Regions from separate parts of the Homo sapiens genome. Here region 2 is linked to region 1. Evidence: chromatin loops called from intact Hi-C (ENCODE). Cell type or tissue: endothelial cell of umbilical vein. All regions are shown on one strand.

What was found. Hi-C counts contacts between places; a loop is a spot of excess contacts. Peaks named below come from ENCODE experiments on the same cell type or tissue, not always from the same donor. Only the 100,000 strongest peaks of a DNase experiment are listed, where the experiment ranks them.
Region 2: it touches region 1 in a loop (21-fold over the local background); 75 of 110 quality-filtered maps call a loop at or near these places.

What each region holds. Positions count from the first base shown.
Region 1 is chr11:126,985,983-126,993,982 of GRCh38, reverse strand. The region is part of intron 1 of KIRREL3 (kirre like nephrin family adhesion molecule 3); the gene reads left to right. MIR3167 (microRNA 3167) reads left to right here and starts at 5,441; the gene lies at 5,441-5,525. It overlaps LOC105369558 (a long non-coding RNA gene), which reads right to left and starts at 1,552. Exons shown (of 2, transcript NR_188549.1): 1 at 1,449-1,552. In endothelial cell of umbilical vein, a CTCF peak has its summit at 3,415 (motif pointing right); no DNase peak of the experiment used is centred here.
Region 2 is chr11:126,436,763-126,444,762 of GRCh38, reverse strand. KIRREL3 (kirre like nephrin family adhesion molecule 3) reads left to right here. Exons shown (of 17, transcript NM_032531.4): 11 at 4,214-4,314; 12 at 7,754-7,952. Among named protein-coding and RNA genes, the nearest start is that of ST3GAL4, 85 kb to the right of the region's middle. RefSeq lists enhancers at 1-109, 1,532-2,214, 7,274-8,000. In endothelial cell of umbilical vein, a CTCF peak has its summit at 3,757 (motif pointing left); a DNase peak (open chromatin) is centred at 3,752.

The sequences.
Region 1 (8,000 bases):
GCTGAATTATCTAGATGGTCTGCTCACTTGGCCTGTATTCAGTGGATTGTTGTTGCAAGTTTCTTTTTAACTTATGCAGATTCTTTTTAACTTATGCCTGGACAACTGGAATCTGAAATCTGAGGCCAAGAGTTGCAGCAATAACAAACAAACATCGCTGTCACTATTCCACATTTTCCCCCAGGGGCTCCACATAGTCTAGTGTCTCAGTGGGTGAAATATGCTGCTCCTTCCTTTGTGATCAAATACCATTTTATGACACTAAGGCTCAGCCCTTGACCACTCAGCCAGCACTCACTGTGGGCCTCCTATGCAGTAGGCACTGTGCTGGGGCTTTTGATGCAAAGATAATGAAGACCATGTTTCTGCCCCAGAGCTCTTAGTCTGGTTGGGGAGCAGACACTTCGATTAAGGTTACAATATGATGGGTTCAGAGCTGTCAGAGTGTTCTGAAAACAGGTGGATCAGCAAAGGCATCAGAAAAGGTTGCACAGAGGAGATGACATCATGCTTGATATTATAGGATGCTCAAGAGTTCTCTAAACGAAGCATGAAAAGCGATTTCCAGTCTCTTACATACCTTACAGTGTATGCAAATACAAAAGGCAGAACAGAATGCGATATGTTCAGAAGCCATGGGCAGTATGATGGCTAGAGTGCTGCTGTGTTAGGGAAGTGGGAGAGGAAGGTTGGGAAGGGAAGAGTCAACTCGTGAATGGCCATGGGTGCCATTATACATCTTTTGAGGATGGATTGAGATAATTAAGTAAACACCTGAGAAACATTGCTAGTAGCCTATGGGTTTGTGGTCCTCTCTACATCACGGGTTTAGGGATCAACATGTTATTTTTACTTCTTGGTATTTCTTGTGTTTCACATGGGGCTAAAAATGTAAAATTGAATGGAAATATACTTTTTAATCGTTCTTTCTAGCTGATGGATGAAGTGAGCAAGAGAATAAGTATGGGGGGAACTGACCTTAATGGTTAGTCCACATTCCAGAGAGGAGGCACAGAAGGATGGTGGGTAGATGAATGCCAGAATGATGTGTTAGCTAAAGAATGTGGAAGAGAAGAAAAAAGATCATGGAAACACACAGAGGCAGGACTGCTGGCTGCACGCTGGACTTGAGCAGAAAGAGTGCATTGAGGAATGAGATTTGCCAGTTTGTGGATCCCCTTGGCTAGTTAGAGGCGCAGGCAGCCTAACATTGAAGATGGGTGCTAACCAGAAGAGGAAACAGCACTGGAGCAGGTGAGCACAAAAACCTAGGGACATTTTGCTGATGATGTCTTTCTTGTTCTCAAGAGGAAGCTAAGTTATACTGGCTTTAGGGAAACCAAGGTTACAAGTGAAACAATTCTACTCAGAAGATGTTGGAAATGTTTTACAAGGCTCTGGCACTGAGTACCCTTCCATTTAAGAGTAGAGAATATCATCAGATCTACCTGTATGTTCCACACTTTGGCCTGTTCTCTTCAGGAACTGGTGGAGGCTGGCAGGACAAGCTCAATGATGAAGCAAAACCCCGATTGTTCAGCAAGAAATAGACAGTGTTATTTCCATGACTGCGGATATGTAAGTCTCAAGTCTAAGGCTGGCCCACTGAACAGTCTCTCATTGCTGAGAGTGTTCTGACTCACGGTGGAATTCAGGCCATCAGGAATGTAGGAGTCAATTCCTGAGAAATGGGTTAGAGAGTAGACTAGATGACGTCCAAAACCTCTCCAACTGTAAGATTCTCTGAATATTATCTCTTAGCAACAATCTATTTATTTTGGATGACACATTCCTAGGGAGTAGGTGATGCATTCTATTTGCTCTTTGCCAGCAAATTTTCTTGTAGGTGCCTGGCAAATTCTTTTGGTTGTTGAGGGTGTTGTTAGTCGTGGCAGTAATTATGTTCTTATGATGATGATGGTGATGATAACTAGCATTTGTGTAAAGCTTCATAAGTTGCAGAGTGGCTTTCACAAGCACTACCTCATTTCATCAGCAGAAGTAATGAGAAGTGGGCATTATTGCTGTCATACCCCCAGAGAGGTTACTTTGCTTGACTAAAGTCATTTTCAGTCTGGTTCACTTATTCATGTGCCTTGATGTTCCTCAAGATGCTGGTACATCCAGCTGTTCCACATCAACACTAAAAAATGCAGGAGAGTATCCTAAGCTGTGGTGTCATAAGACAGGTCATAGTCTTATAATTTGTGGCAATCCCCAGTGTCTAGGACTGGAAAAGGATTTTAGGGAGTTTCCTATGAAAATCATGCATCCGAATCCCAGGTCTGACCTTCGAACAAGGAGGCAGCATTGTAGTTCAATTTCTTTTTTATTCCAGACTCTTTCTGAGTCAGTTTCTTTATCTTTCTGGCATTCAGTTTTACCTCGGGGTACAAAGTTTCCAGAGGAAATAACAGGCCAGGCTTTGGGGCTGAAGAGTAATTAAGGACATACTGCTTGAGTAGCTCCTTTTGTGGCTGTTCTGACAAATAATAATAATAATAATAATAAAAAGGAAGGAAGCAAAGGCAGGGACTTTGCTTCTCTTAATTGGTTGATTAAAATCCAAGTCTTTTATCACCCCTGGTGTCTAGCACACTATTGGGCACATAGAAGGCTGTGAATAAGTGTGGAAATATTGGAATGGAATGAGGGGTAATGAGAGGAGAAGCCAGCAGTGCTTGTAATATCAGCACATGGAGAGATGCTGAGAGGGCCCCTGGCAGGAGGCAGAAGAAGAACCTGACTAAGTGAAGTGTGGACGTGCCCTGCAGGAAGTTGTTCCTTTCTGGAAGGCTTTGAATGCCCTTTGGGTCACCAGAGACAACGCCAAGAGAAACAGCCTCTGCCAAGCCACCCACTGCTCAGCTTCAACAGGAAACCATCGCGTCCTTCTGTTCTTTAATGCATGTCAGTGCCCATTTCTGTCAGTCACCTGCAAATGTCACAGGTGACTCGGCTCTGGTGCAGTGTGACAGTCCACCTGTCACCCTTGGCAATGCTGGGAGCAATGACAGCTTCAGAGTAACACTGGGGCCCGGTTGGTTCATTGCACAGGAAGCTTAGCACGTTCATCCGGGAGTGGCAGGAGGAGTGATTCCCACCCTTCCCTGCCTCACTGACCTTGTGGCAAAGAAAGCAAAACCACCACTTAATCCCTCAGTGGTTGCGTTCCCTAAATCCTAGGACCTGCACTTTTTCTGCGTCTTGCTAGAGGACGCTGGGGTCCACCCCACATTCACAAGGAGTTCTGTTTCTTCAGGGAGATGCCCTCTGAAGCCTTTTTCTTACATAGGAAGCTGCACCTGAGTGAGGGGCAACTGCGGAGGCAGAGAGGAGCTGTTCTTCTGAAGCCGCACCAAGAGCTGGGGCACTATTTTGGGCCCTGACGCCAGGTGAAGGCTGCAGTGCCTCAGTCAGCCTGATGGTGGCAGCAGCAGCGCTTGCAAAGCCCTGAACCTGCCCAGAGAGAGCAGAGCCCGGGAGGTCCCTTAGGACGGGGAAGGGGAAAGCCTAGTGGCTGCCGGGAGCTGGGAAGGGACGGGAGGGATGGGGGGCTCTCCTCCTCGCCTCTGGGTGGTGAGGGCAACGTTACAGATGGCGGCGGCTCTCGCAGGAGGCGGGTTCCTCTCTCCTGATTCTGCAGGGTGTGAGGGTGGAGTGTTTGAGGGGATCCGGATGAAGGGTGGCAGCAGCTAAGGGGGTACAATTGCAAATGCTCAGAGGGGCTTGAGAGAGCTTCAAAGAGAGGGAGCGAGGAAGCTCAGCCCACCACACGGGTTTCCCTGCCACAGGGATGATGTTTCTCTCCTGTATGTGAAGGTGAGTCCTCCCCAGCAGGGGGACCGCCAGCCCAGAGCCCCTACCTCTCCCTAGAGCCGCCTCCAGGCCTGTGCCCCCTGCCCCGCTCCAGGCGTTTTCCCTTCCACAAGGAGTGATTCCACCCTTCCAGGGTCAGGGAGCCAATATTTCTGTTGTCATTCCCCGCAAATGCTGAAAAAACAAAACAAACAGATGCTAAAATGAGGCTTCATTATTCCTGATCTCCTGGGCAGGCTGTGGAGGTGCTACTCTGTTTTCACCTCTGGATGGTATTACTAATTTCCAACAACACCATTATAAAAAACCACCACGGGCCATGGCTGTTTGAACATCCTTCCAGGCAAGATAACTGGATCCTGGCCACAGGCCCTGGAAACAATGGCCTTCATGCTGCAGGAGAGACACCGGGGGAACCCTGTTGGCCCTAAGACTTCGTTCCCCTGTTGGCCCTAAGACTTCGTCATGCCTTTCTTTACCTCCAAGGGGATGGCGGCTCACCTTTTTTGCCACTTGATAATTGTGACGAGATGTGTCTGAGATCCCGAGTTGATCCACAGGCAGCGTGAACTAAGATAGCGGGAATAGAATGAAGGAAAGGTGCAGCCACCATGGGAACAATCCACTCCCTTGTCTGGTCTGCAGCCTGAGTGGTTGGTAGAGCTGGCGGTTTATGTTACCTTTGGCCTTTCATTCAGTTTTTCTGAAGTTGCTGGAGGGATTTTCTATACGGTGTGCTGAGACCCCAGCAGCTTCCCTCAGCTGACTCACCATCAGAGTCCCTTGCCGCTCTCTCTGCATCAGGGTGAGCTGCCACTGCCCCCTTCGTCCCCACAGTGCCAGCCTTTCTGGGCAGTGGAGTTGGGCTGAAGGCAGGATTGCTGTCTTCATTTTACTGATAGTTCTACTAGCAAATTCCAGGTGACTTCTTCAGCATCTCTTGTAGAAAAGAAAACTTTTTGCATAAGTTTTGCAAAACCTTACTTCAAACTGCAGAGTTGATGCTACAAGGGTAGAAGAGGAAACATAGAGCTGCATAGTTTGAGAATTTACTGAAAATAATGGGGACTGAGCTCCTCCTCAAATTAAAAGATGTTATACCAACGAGGTGTTTGACCTTGGCCCTGCTGTCCCCCGACCCCTTGATTTGGCCACTTTTTCCCTTTCTCCTTTCACCAAGAGCTGCGTTAGTGTTTTGGGATACCTTAATAGAAAGCTGAACTGAGGAGGGAGGAGAGTGGTGAGAAAAAAAAATCAAAACCTGTAATGGTTTCAGTGTGCTGGCCTCAGCATGTTTCTCTACCCCCGAAGCCTTGTGATTGCTGAATGGGGACCAGCCACGGGGAGATGGTACTGAGGCCTGTGGCCAGGCCCACTGCTGAGTTTTGCATGCATTCCCTTATTCCATCCCCTAGCAATCTAATAAAGTAGGGATCCTTAGACCCATTTGCCGATGAAAACTACTGAGGCTTAGACAGATTCGGTAACTTGCCTGAAGGTCATTCGACTGGAGAGTCAAAGACCTGCCAATCAAACACCCTTGTGCAGACCCCTTACAGCCCTTGCTGCTGCTCCATTCAGGAGCCACCTCCAGGCCTATGCCCACCTGTGCCCTCGACACGGCTGTGGAGGCACCAGTATTTCTGAAATTCTTTTTTCTGAAATTCTTCAGGAAGGATTTCAGAAATACTGGTGTCCCGACAGCCGTGTGACCATCAGCAAGCCACAGAAACCCCTGCCCTGGCCGGTGGGTCCCCTCCTTCATAGCTTGTAGGATTTGGGACGGAGAGCTGATAAAAATGGAAGAAAACCTCTTCCCCCAAACAAAAGCTGAGTAAGAATTTGAGAAGCTTTCCTCCATGGCTAGCGACTGCTCTCTGCCTCCACAACCCACTTCCAGTATAGCTTAACATTTTGAAAGCCAAATGCTGATTTCTTTAAAAGAATTCATCATCACCCAGCTTCCCTTCAGTGGATTAAGAAATAAATAAATAAATCCCATTCTGCTTAGGGAGAGTTGAGCCTTGTGGTAGCTGTGTGCTGGAAGAATGGAGCTACTCTACATAAAAAGACTTTCCAGAACTTCAAAACCCTCCTTTTCTGTCAAGTCTAGAATAGTAAAAATATCAGGAGATTACGTGTTTCTGAAATGATTAATAATGGTTATTAGGGGGAAATAAAAAGACTCTTAGAATGTAGGAGAGCCTGAGTGTCATAGAGCCTATGATTCTTTTCACTTTGGTCTCGGCTGGTACAACTTACCTTGTGTCAGAAATCATTTTAGAAGATGGCACATGTCTACCCAGGCCATGCTTAAAATTGTAATATTGGTTTAAGATAGACACTTATGATAAACTAGCAAAACATGAAAGTTCTTTGACGTTTTCAAAGCTCCTTTAGATCGAATCAGAGCAATACAGAGGAGGAATGCAAGGAAGATAGATCTCTGCATAGAATACTTCAAATGCCTTCTTTTTACTTCAGTGGGACATGCCGTCATATCAACAGAGCCTTGGCAGCTGATGCCTGGGTTCCAAATCCATATCAATGCTCCTTTCTCTGGGCATGAGCTTTGTTTTGGGTGTTCTCTTCATCAGATTGGGACAGAGGTTTTTGCAGAGAGAAATCCATACTTTACAGGTGAAAACAGCTGAATACTGGAACTGGTCAGAATCAAGACATACCAACCAGAAAATCTGAACACTTACCTCTCCTGTTTGTCTGTGAAAATAACAGGAAATCTACCTTTCACTCTTATTATCAACAGATATTCTAAGATCCATGCCATTGTATTCATGCCAAGGAAAGTTTGAAAATACATAGACGGTTGTATTTTTTAGTTAAATTGTCTTAGTCTTGTTCATTGTTGACTTTATGCGTACTATAGACTCTGCTAGATTTGCTCACTCACAATTGCAATGGAAAAGGAATCTTTGTGGGTCAGTGTATCCCCTTAATTCTAGGTGTAGACTCCCTTTGCGTGTTCCTGACAGGTAATTATCTCACATATCAAGGAAGTATTAGGGTCTTTCTATGGTTCCTGGGTTATCTGAGTTCGTAGATTCTCTATCACCGTGGTTCTTCAAGTGTGGTCTGCAGGTCAACTTGGAGATTGTTAGAAATCCCCATTTTTGGACCCCAGTCCAGACCTTCTACATCAGAAGGGTTTTGACCAGCAGCCTGTGTTATACCGAGCCCACCAGCTGCTCCTGAGGCCTGCTCAGCTTGGAGCACAGGTGCCATCAAGGCTGAGTCTTGCTTCCTTATGGTGTCCCCTCATTTTCACCTCCATGTGGACACTGCTGATAGTAAGTCTACAAGGGAGTCGAAAGTCACTTTCTAACCAGAGAATTTAAGGTGACTCGTGGGAGCTGCCTCTCATGTTTTCATGTTACATCAGGAATCGGGATCTGTCCTGGGCATAAGAAGCCAAACTTACGATAAGGTCATACCTATGATGTGGAACACAGCAGCTATGCCAATCCGTCACTGACATCATTGCCTTCCTCTCACAACTGGAAAGAAATCAAGAGTGCTTCCTTTCAGCAGGGCTTTCCTCCCTGTCCCACCCCAGTGGAACCCAGGGAAGCAATGTCATAATCTATGTTGACAGGGAAGAATGTCTCTAAGAGTAGCCATAGATTTTCTTCTACCTGCACTTTAGAAAGTTGATTTTAAAGTCAATGCTGTACACCAGAGATGCTCTTGTCCATAAAGGATAGATTTTCTGTTTTGTACAGTGAAGAGATTCAGAATGTATATAATAATGCACCCCGAGAATTCTTGCTCTGTATTTTTAAAAAAATATTCAAGGTCAATACAACCACAAGTATTGATATTCACTTCATTGTGAACTGGGATCTGCTAGCTGCTTATTGTCATTTTATTTTTCAATTCATAAAAAAAAATGTTCTCATCACTAGGCATCTGGGCCTCTTTTTTCAACCCAACTCACCAATGGGAAACCAAATGCATGAGCTGATGAACCCAGCAACCAAGAGGGGCTTGGGGGGAGCCAGCCACAGATTTAAAGGCCCCCTCATCCCACAGTGGATGCCGTGTACACCCTGTGTGCATCCCCAGGTGGCTGAGTACTGTAGTGATGGTAGAGGAAGGGGGAAAGGCACAGGTGGTGGATTGTACAGGCCAGAGAGGAGAGACAGAGAAACAGAAAGACTAAG
Region 2 (8,000 bases), 550 kb after region 1:
TTTGTTTGTTAGCTTTGAAGGGGTCTCAGCCCTGAGAGTGGTGGGTGATGAATTTTATCCTGGCCAGGAAAAAAAGCATCAGAGGTCACTAGGTGGCCAACGTGTCCACCCTTTCATCCACTCACCATGGCCTTGGCCCGTGAGAATTTTTTGTTGGTTTTTTGCTTTTTGAGATGGAGTCTCGCTCTGTTGTCCAGACTGGAATGCAGTGGCACGATCTCAGCTCACTGCAACCTCACCTTCCTGAGTAGCTGGGACTACAGGCACGTGCCACTACGCCCAGCTAATTTTTGTATTTTTAGTAGAGACAGGGTTTCACCATTGTTGGTCTCCAACTCCTAACCTCAAGTGAGCCACCTGCCTCGGCCTCCCAAAGTGCTGGGATTATAGGCGTGAGCCACCTCTCCTGGCCCCATGAGAATTTAAGAGAGCATCTCTGCAGCTCCTGATCAGCCTCTTCCCAATGCGTGTGAGTCACCCAGCCAGGGAGCCCTGTCACCGTCTCCACGAGGCCACGTGTTCAGGGGCCCCCTTGAGGGCAGGGGGCATGTCTTATTATATATAATAAAAATAATTGCAGCAGGGGAGTATTTTCACGGTGGGAGTTAGTAGATGAATGACTGTTACATGAAATATGTAGGGACAAGGGCATCACACCAGGCCTGAATGATGGGGTGTAGACAGTCATGGAGAAGCTGAGACCTGGCTCAGGCCAGACCCAAGAAGGTTGTGGCACCAGGACGCAAATGCGGACGTCCCTGCCCTATCTGGTGCTTTGGCCACAGGCAAAAAGCAAAGCTGCCAGTTCGATTCCTCTGCCGTTTCCGAATGCTCCCCCCTCACCTCTGTCATGCCCACTGCCCTTTGGGAGGCCCCTGTTCCCACCATAGCCTGACTCAGATCAAAACCCCAAAGCTCTGGGACCCTGCAGGAACTGAACCACCAACATTTGCAGGACATCTGGGTCCTGGCCCCAGAGCAGGGCCCTCCTGAGGTCTCCAAATTAGCTCGTGGGCTTCAGCTTCCTCTCTACCCAGAAAGCCACCTGCTGATGGCCTCATCTATTCTCCCCTTCGCTAGAAAACCAAAACCAGCTTGGTGTCTCCTCAGCCATACCTCTCTACTGTCTCCATTCACCAGCTCCCCCCACACTGCCCCGCATTTCCATTCCTCTCCCCCCACCCCAGAGTCGTGGCAGCCCCCAAGGGAGGCTGAGTCTACCCAGACCCCAGCACGTTCACAGCCACCTGTCCTGGCAGAGCCCTGAGTCGGAGCCCTCCTGCCTTTCCTGAGTGTCCCCAGGATGCCACCAATAAATTGGCACTGCAGGGCTAAAAATAACAGCATCTGATCGCGCCTCCGTATATCCATGGCAACACAGGCTGCAGCCTTTTCCTTTCAGCGCAGGTGTCTGACACTCGGCTCAGAGCTCCAGGCCCCAGTGAAATCAGCGGCCCTCCACACAGCCCGCGCCAGCCAGGGCACTCGGAAGTCAGGCTGTCTGTGCCTGCAGCCGGCTCTGCTCTGCTGGCCCTATGACCAGCCAGCCCGGGACCCTCACACTCACTCATGCACTCCAGGGCCCCCAAGCCTGGAGCATCAAATGAGCATTGGCGTTTCTGGGGAAAAGCAGGTGGATAAAGGAGGAGCTGACATCTGCTGTCACTTTAGACGTTCAGACATTTCCAAGGGAGATTTAAAGAGATTTCTTGAGGAGAGAATGCCCCCTGGGGAACACAGGCCGGGAGGGACATTTCTCTTGGACGGGGAGGGCACTGAAACCCGGGCCCTGGCGCTGACCAAGGTTGAATCTGCACTCTCCAGGTCTCTTTCTCTCCCCTCCTCTGCCTCCACCCCTGCCAGCACAAGCTCCCCGAGGCTTCCAGGCAGAGAAAAGCTGGAGGGATTGGAGGGAAGCAAAGAAGCTGCTTGTTTATTTCTTGACTAGGGTGGCCTCACACACCTGGAGGCAGGTGGATGAGTTCAGTGGCCCCGGAGGGGAGCGCACCAGACCTGCCAGGGGGCGAACTGTCTGCCCCTGCTTCTGCAGAGCAGGCAGAGGGAGGGGGGACGCCCAGTGGATGGGACCTGGGCATGGGCTGGAGGGAGCTGGTGATATGAAAGCATTCAAATGAGATCAGGTTTTTATCGCGACAAATCCCAGCCTTGGACAACTGCTGGCCAGCGCAGCAGTCCTTTGGGAAAGAAATTGGCACACACCTCAACCGATTTGGCTCAAATCAGGTATCTGCAGGAAGGGGAGAGAAATCTTACTAACCCTCACCCCATTTCCCTTTATCCTGGTTTTCATTTTCTTTTAAGAAGCAGATGCATTTGATGATGGCTTTTAGAATCATGAAAACCCCTCAGGGAATTCCTAGCTCCTGGGAAGCACAAGGAAAAGGTTTTGTGTGTGTGTGTGTGTGTGTGTGTGTGTGTGTGTGTGTGTTTTGTGTGTCTGTGCATGTTGGGTTTTTTGTTTTTTTTTTGTTTTTTTTTTTTGAGCTGGAGTCTCGCTCTGTCGCCCAGGCTGGAGTGCAGTGGCGCAATCTCGGCTCACTGCAACCTCCACCTCCCAGGTTCAAGCAATTCTCCTGCCTCAGCCTCCCAAGTAGGGAGGCTAAATAATAAATACTAAAAATTTTTGTATTTTTAGTACAGACGGGGTTTCACCATATTGGCCAGGCTGGTCTTGAACTCCTGACCTTGTGATCCACCCTCCTCAGCCTCCCAAAGTGCTAGGTTTCTAGGTGTGAGCCACCGCACCTGACCAGAAAAGGTTTTATATTATCATCACGTTTTAGTCCAGCAATAAAACAAAGCACCATCCGGTTCCTAAAACATCAATCTCCTCATCTCTTTGGGTCCTAGACCTGTTGGAGCTGAAGGATTTTTAGGAAGGAGGGCAGCGCTCAGCCCATTCTTAAAGCCATGGAGGGTCCCCCACGCCCACCTCACGCTGCCCCGAGCCCTTTTGCCTTCTCAAACTCAACAGAAGTCACTGGAGTGTCTACAGTACCTTTTCTCCCTTGGCTGAGAGCTACTCATAGAAATGCAAATCTGCTTTAATTAAGGTGGCTAATAAACAGCAATTATGTTTGCAGCAATTTTTGTTTTGTTCCTGCATAATTCTGTGTGTTCTCCAGATGCGTTGCTCCCGGCTGTCTTTCCTCTGGTATCTGCCATCTAAGTCCCAACTGTGACCCCAGGGATTGGAAAGGGAGCATGACAGTTTCCGTCCCTACTCCCATCCTTCAACCACCCAGCCCAGCCAGGAAGCCAGCAGAGCCCAGGCTAAGCTAGCTGCTCCTTCTTTTGTCTTTCACGGCCAGGCAGGCGTCACAGGGGAAAGACTTGGGTTAGGTAACAGGCGGAACTGGACAGGAGGCGCTGGGGAACAGGCTCCCCTCCACCAGGTGAACTCTCTTGGCTGTGCAATGTGGTGAATGAGACAGGCGCTCTCAGAACCTGACACCCATAAACATGTGCCACACTCTGTGATATGATAATATTGGGGTCAGTTTGGGAGCCATGGCCTCACTTGGGCAGTCTGGGTATGGACGTGGAGGCAGACAAGATGATGAACTGCAGGACCTCCTGAGACACAGGTGGGAGGAGGGCTGTGAACACGGCCAGCGCATGCATTCCCCCTGTCCGGGGTGATTCCCGCCCTAAGGAGAGGGACAGCAACCATTTCTTCCCGTTGGCCCGTCTGGCCGAGCAGCTCCCATTTGTTAGGCAAGGGCGCCCTCTACTGGATATCTGAGGAATGGCTCGCAGGGGTGCCGCTGGCTGAGGCGGGGGAGTCTTCCTTCATCTAGACACCTCCCCACCCCCTCTGCAGGCTTACCACCTCCTCCCTAAAGCTTTCCCCGTCCGCCAGATAGAATTATTCTCTCTCCTCTGAAGTCGGTTAGCACTTTATCTGCACCGCTCCTGTGGTACTAACACTCACCACCTTTTATTACAGTTATTTGTATCTTCTGGGGGTTCTGACTTAGAAGCATTCGCTCATGATCCCTTGAGAGGTTTATGACTGAATGCCTAATTTATCTCTGAGTCCTCTACCTTGCACTTTACCTTGCACATACAGGCCTTCGGCAAATGTTTGCTGAATGCTTGGATTAATGAATACACTTCTGAACCCACCCAAGAGGGCGCCAGCAGGGACGTGCCCTTCCCGGGTGCCTAATGGGACGCTGTTTCTCAACAGGACCCCCCATCATCTCCAGCACCCAGACCCAGCACGCCCTCCACGGCGAGAAGGGCCAGATCAAGTGCTTCATCCGGAGCACGCCGCCGCCGGACCGCATCGTGAGTGCTCCAGGGACGGCGGGCGGGGGCCGGGCCAGCAGCCCAACAGTCACTTTTGCCAATACCTGGGTGGCCAGCCAGGCGGTGCACACCTCCGAGGTTCCTCTTTCTTGCTGAGGAAAATTATACCTGCCTTGGCTGTCTTGGAAAAGCATCGTGAAGACACAATTGCAGGCCTTTCTCAGAACAGGCAGTGCTCTCCCAGGGTTCAGCTGCCATTCTGCTGAGCTCTGACATGAACGGCTCTGACCAAATTCCGCATCCTAAGGGCAGAGGGGCACACGAGGGTAGTGGAGAGAAAAGACAAGTGACTTCTTCTCTTCCTGGGCTCCAGGCCAGTCTTTAGCAAAATCTTAGAGCGCAGGTAATAGTTGGCAACCCCTTTCTGTGCCTCCTGGAGCCCTCCTTGCCAGGTCTCTGTGGCCTTTACTGTCCATGGTAGCCTGCCCTGTTGCCTATCAATCGTCCCCTCTAAAGTGACCATTCCATTCTCTCTCCCTTCCTCAAAGAACTTATCCCTGCAATGCAGCTAAGGCAACTGAGGAGTCCACCCTCAGCGCCTCCTACCAGCTATCTGCTTGGTTTTTTTGTTTGTGTGTTTTTTGGGTTTGTTTGTTTGTGTTTGTTTTTTGAGATGGAGTCTCGCTCTATCACCCAGGCTGGAGTGCAGTGACACAATCTCGGCTCACTGCAACCTCCACCTCCCAGTTCAAGCAATTCTCATGCCTCAGCGCCTCTTGAGTAGCTGGGATTACAGGCATCTGCCACCACACCTCGCTAATTTTTGTATTTTCAGTAGAGATGGGGTCTCACCATGTTGGTCAGGCTGGTCTCAAACTCCTGGGCTCAATCGATCCTCCTACCCCAGCCTCCCAAAGTGCTGGGATTACAGGCGTGAGCCACCATGCCCAGCCAGTATCTGCATTTTTTTAAAGGGAGGGTCTTACTGAGCAGGAGCCTCATGTCTGTAATCCCAGCACTTTGGAAGGCTGAGGTGGGAAGATCGACTGAGCCCAGGAGTTTGAGACCAGCCTGGGCAACATAGTGAGACCCTGTCTCTACAACAACAACAAAAAAATTAAGGTGAGGGCAGAGTCTTTTTTTCCCTCTTTCTTTTTTGAGACAGAGTCTCTCTCTATCACCCAGGCTGGGTGCAATGGTGCAATCTTGGCTCACTGCAACCTCCACTTCCTGGGTTCAAGCAATTCTCCTGCCTCAACCTTCCAAGTAACTGGGATTACAGGCACCTGCCACCACACCCAGCTAATTTTTTTGTATTTTTAGTAGATAAGGTTTCACCATGTTGGCCAAGCTGGTCTCAAACTCCTGACCTCAGGTGATCCAGGGGCAGAGTCTTGTACTCAAATCCATCTAAAACTGGAGGGATCTCAGGCATGAAAACAAAGAAAAGTGAGCATTTTATAGCACTACTCGGGGAAAACTTATTTGTAGTAATTCCCAGTGTATGGCAAAATCCTGCTAGAAGACTGTCCAGGGGTGGAGTGGGCAGGGCAGTTGTGCAGGGAGGGTGGGGCTGGCCCAGATGTGAAGCAGCTGAGGTCACCCCTAACCCGTGCATGCGGGGGCTGAGACACCCAGGCTGCACCAACTGAAACTGTCATCCTGTTAACTAAGATATTATTAGAGTATTATTGCTGCTACACGCTTTCTCAAGCATTCAGTTCATTCACTGTCTGAAAGATTCACAAAAAAATTGCAAGAACTCATGAATAAAACTAATACCTACGCCTCCCCATTCACTTTGCTTTTTGATGTTTTTAATTATAAATGTAACACATGCTCATTGTCAAATATTCCATTCACTCTTGGACATTTTCACACCTTCTCTCCAGAAATATCTGATTCTAGGCCAGCGGTTCTCACTGGCCCCAGGGGACATTTGGCAGTGCCTGGAGACATTTTGGTTGTCATCACTTGGAGGATACTCCTGGCACCGGGTGTGTAGAGGCCAGGGTGCTGCTGACATCCTGCAATGCCTGGGAGAGCCCCACGGCCAGGAATGGGTCAGTCCAGCGTGACAATAGCAGCAAGCTTGAGAAACTCAGTCCCTCTCATCAGCCCCGAACCAGGATATACGAGGCGCTTACACGATGAGGTGCAGACAGTGTATGTGGCCGGCTCTGAAAACTGTTAACCAGCAGCCCTGTAAACTAAGGCAGACGAAGGTGATCGCAAACACAGCTCTGTAGACACATTTCTCACACAGACATACAACATCACACAGGTAGACGCGTTCATGGGGCTGCTGTCCTAACTCACACCCACCCAGGCAGCCACAGTCCCGGGGGGCATTTGTGTGGAGGCGCAGTGCGCAGGCCAACAGGGCACCCACTTTGCCCAGAAAGATGCTCCCCAGGCCCCTTTCTGGGATGGAAAGACCCTCTGAGGATGCCCCAGAGTATGTGTGTGTACATGTGTTTGTGGATTGTGTACATGTGTGGTGTGGGTGTGTTACCGTGTACATGTGTCATGGCATGTGTGAACATGTGTATCTGTTGGTAGTGTGTGTACTTGTGTGTGTGAGCACATGGTGTGTGTGTATGTCATAGTGTGTGTACCTGTAAGTACACATGATGGTGTGTATGGCGAATGTGTGTATGTGTTGCAGTGTGTGTTGTGGTATGTACATGTGTGTAAGCATGCTTGTATTGTGTGTTGTATTGTGGCATATGGTGCGTGCATCTTGGTGTGTGTGTGCATGTGTACATGTATTTCGGGGAGTGGCTGTGTGTTGCGTGTAGATGTGGTGTCGTGTCTGCCATGTGTATGTACATGTCTGTATCATGTTTTTAGTGTGAAGTGTGATGTGCATGTACTGTGATGTGTGTATGCATGTTGTGACATGTGCACATATGTGCAGGCATGTGTGCACTGTGATGTGTTGTGTGCTTTGGTGTGTGCATGTGTTGTGATGCATGTTTATGTGTGTTGTGGTACATGTACTTGCATATGCATGTTTGTAGTGTGGTGTGTGTGTACAAACCTGTGTGTATATACATTGGTATGTGTACGTGGTGATGTGTGTGTTATAGTGGGTGCACACTTGTGTGTGTGCAGAGCTGTGTGTACACATTTGTGGTGTGTGTAGTATGTATATAAACGTGTTGGCCATGTGTGGGGAGCTGTGTATAGACGTGTGATGTGTTTGTGTGTTGTGTGTGCACACGTGTACCTGCATGTGGGTGCCGTGTGGGATGCTGTGCATGCCCATGTGTGGTGATGCGTGTTGTGTGTGCACCTGCATGTGTGCATATTTGTGGTGTGTGGCATGTGTGCCTGCATACATACCCGTGTGCACATGTGTTAGTGTGTGGCAGTGAGCATGAACATGAGCAGGACAGTGGCACTGTGACTCTGGTGTGGGCGTGTCCTGGGCCCCTCTGGTGGGGTCTCCTCCTGATTCTGCGCCCCCGGGCAGGCCTGGTCCTGGAAGGAGAACGTTCTGGAGTCGGGCACATCGGGGCGCTATACGGTGGAGACCATCAGCACCGAGGAGGGCGTCATCTCCACCCTGACCATCAGCAACATCGTGCGGGCCGACTTCCAGACCATCTACAACTGCACGGCCTGGAACAGCTTCGGCTCCGACACTGAGATCATCCGGCTCAAGGAGCAAGGTGAGAGCTGCCAGGGCCATGAGGGAACAACGAACGATGGAACCAGAG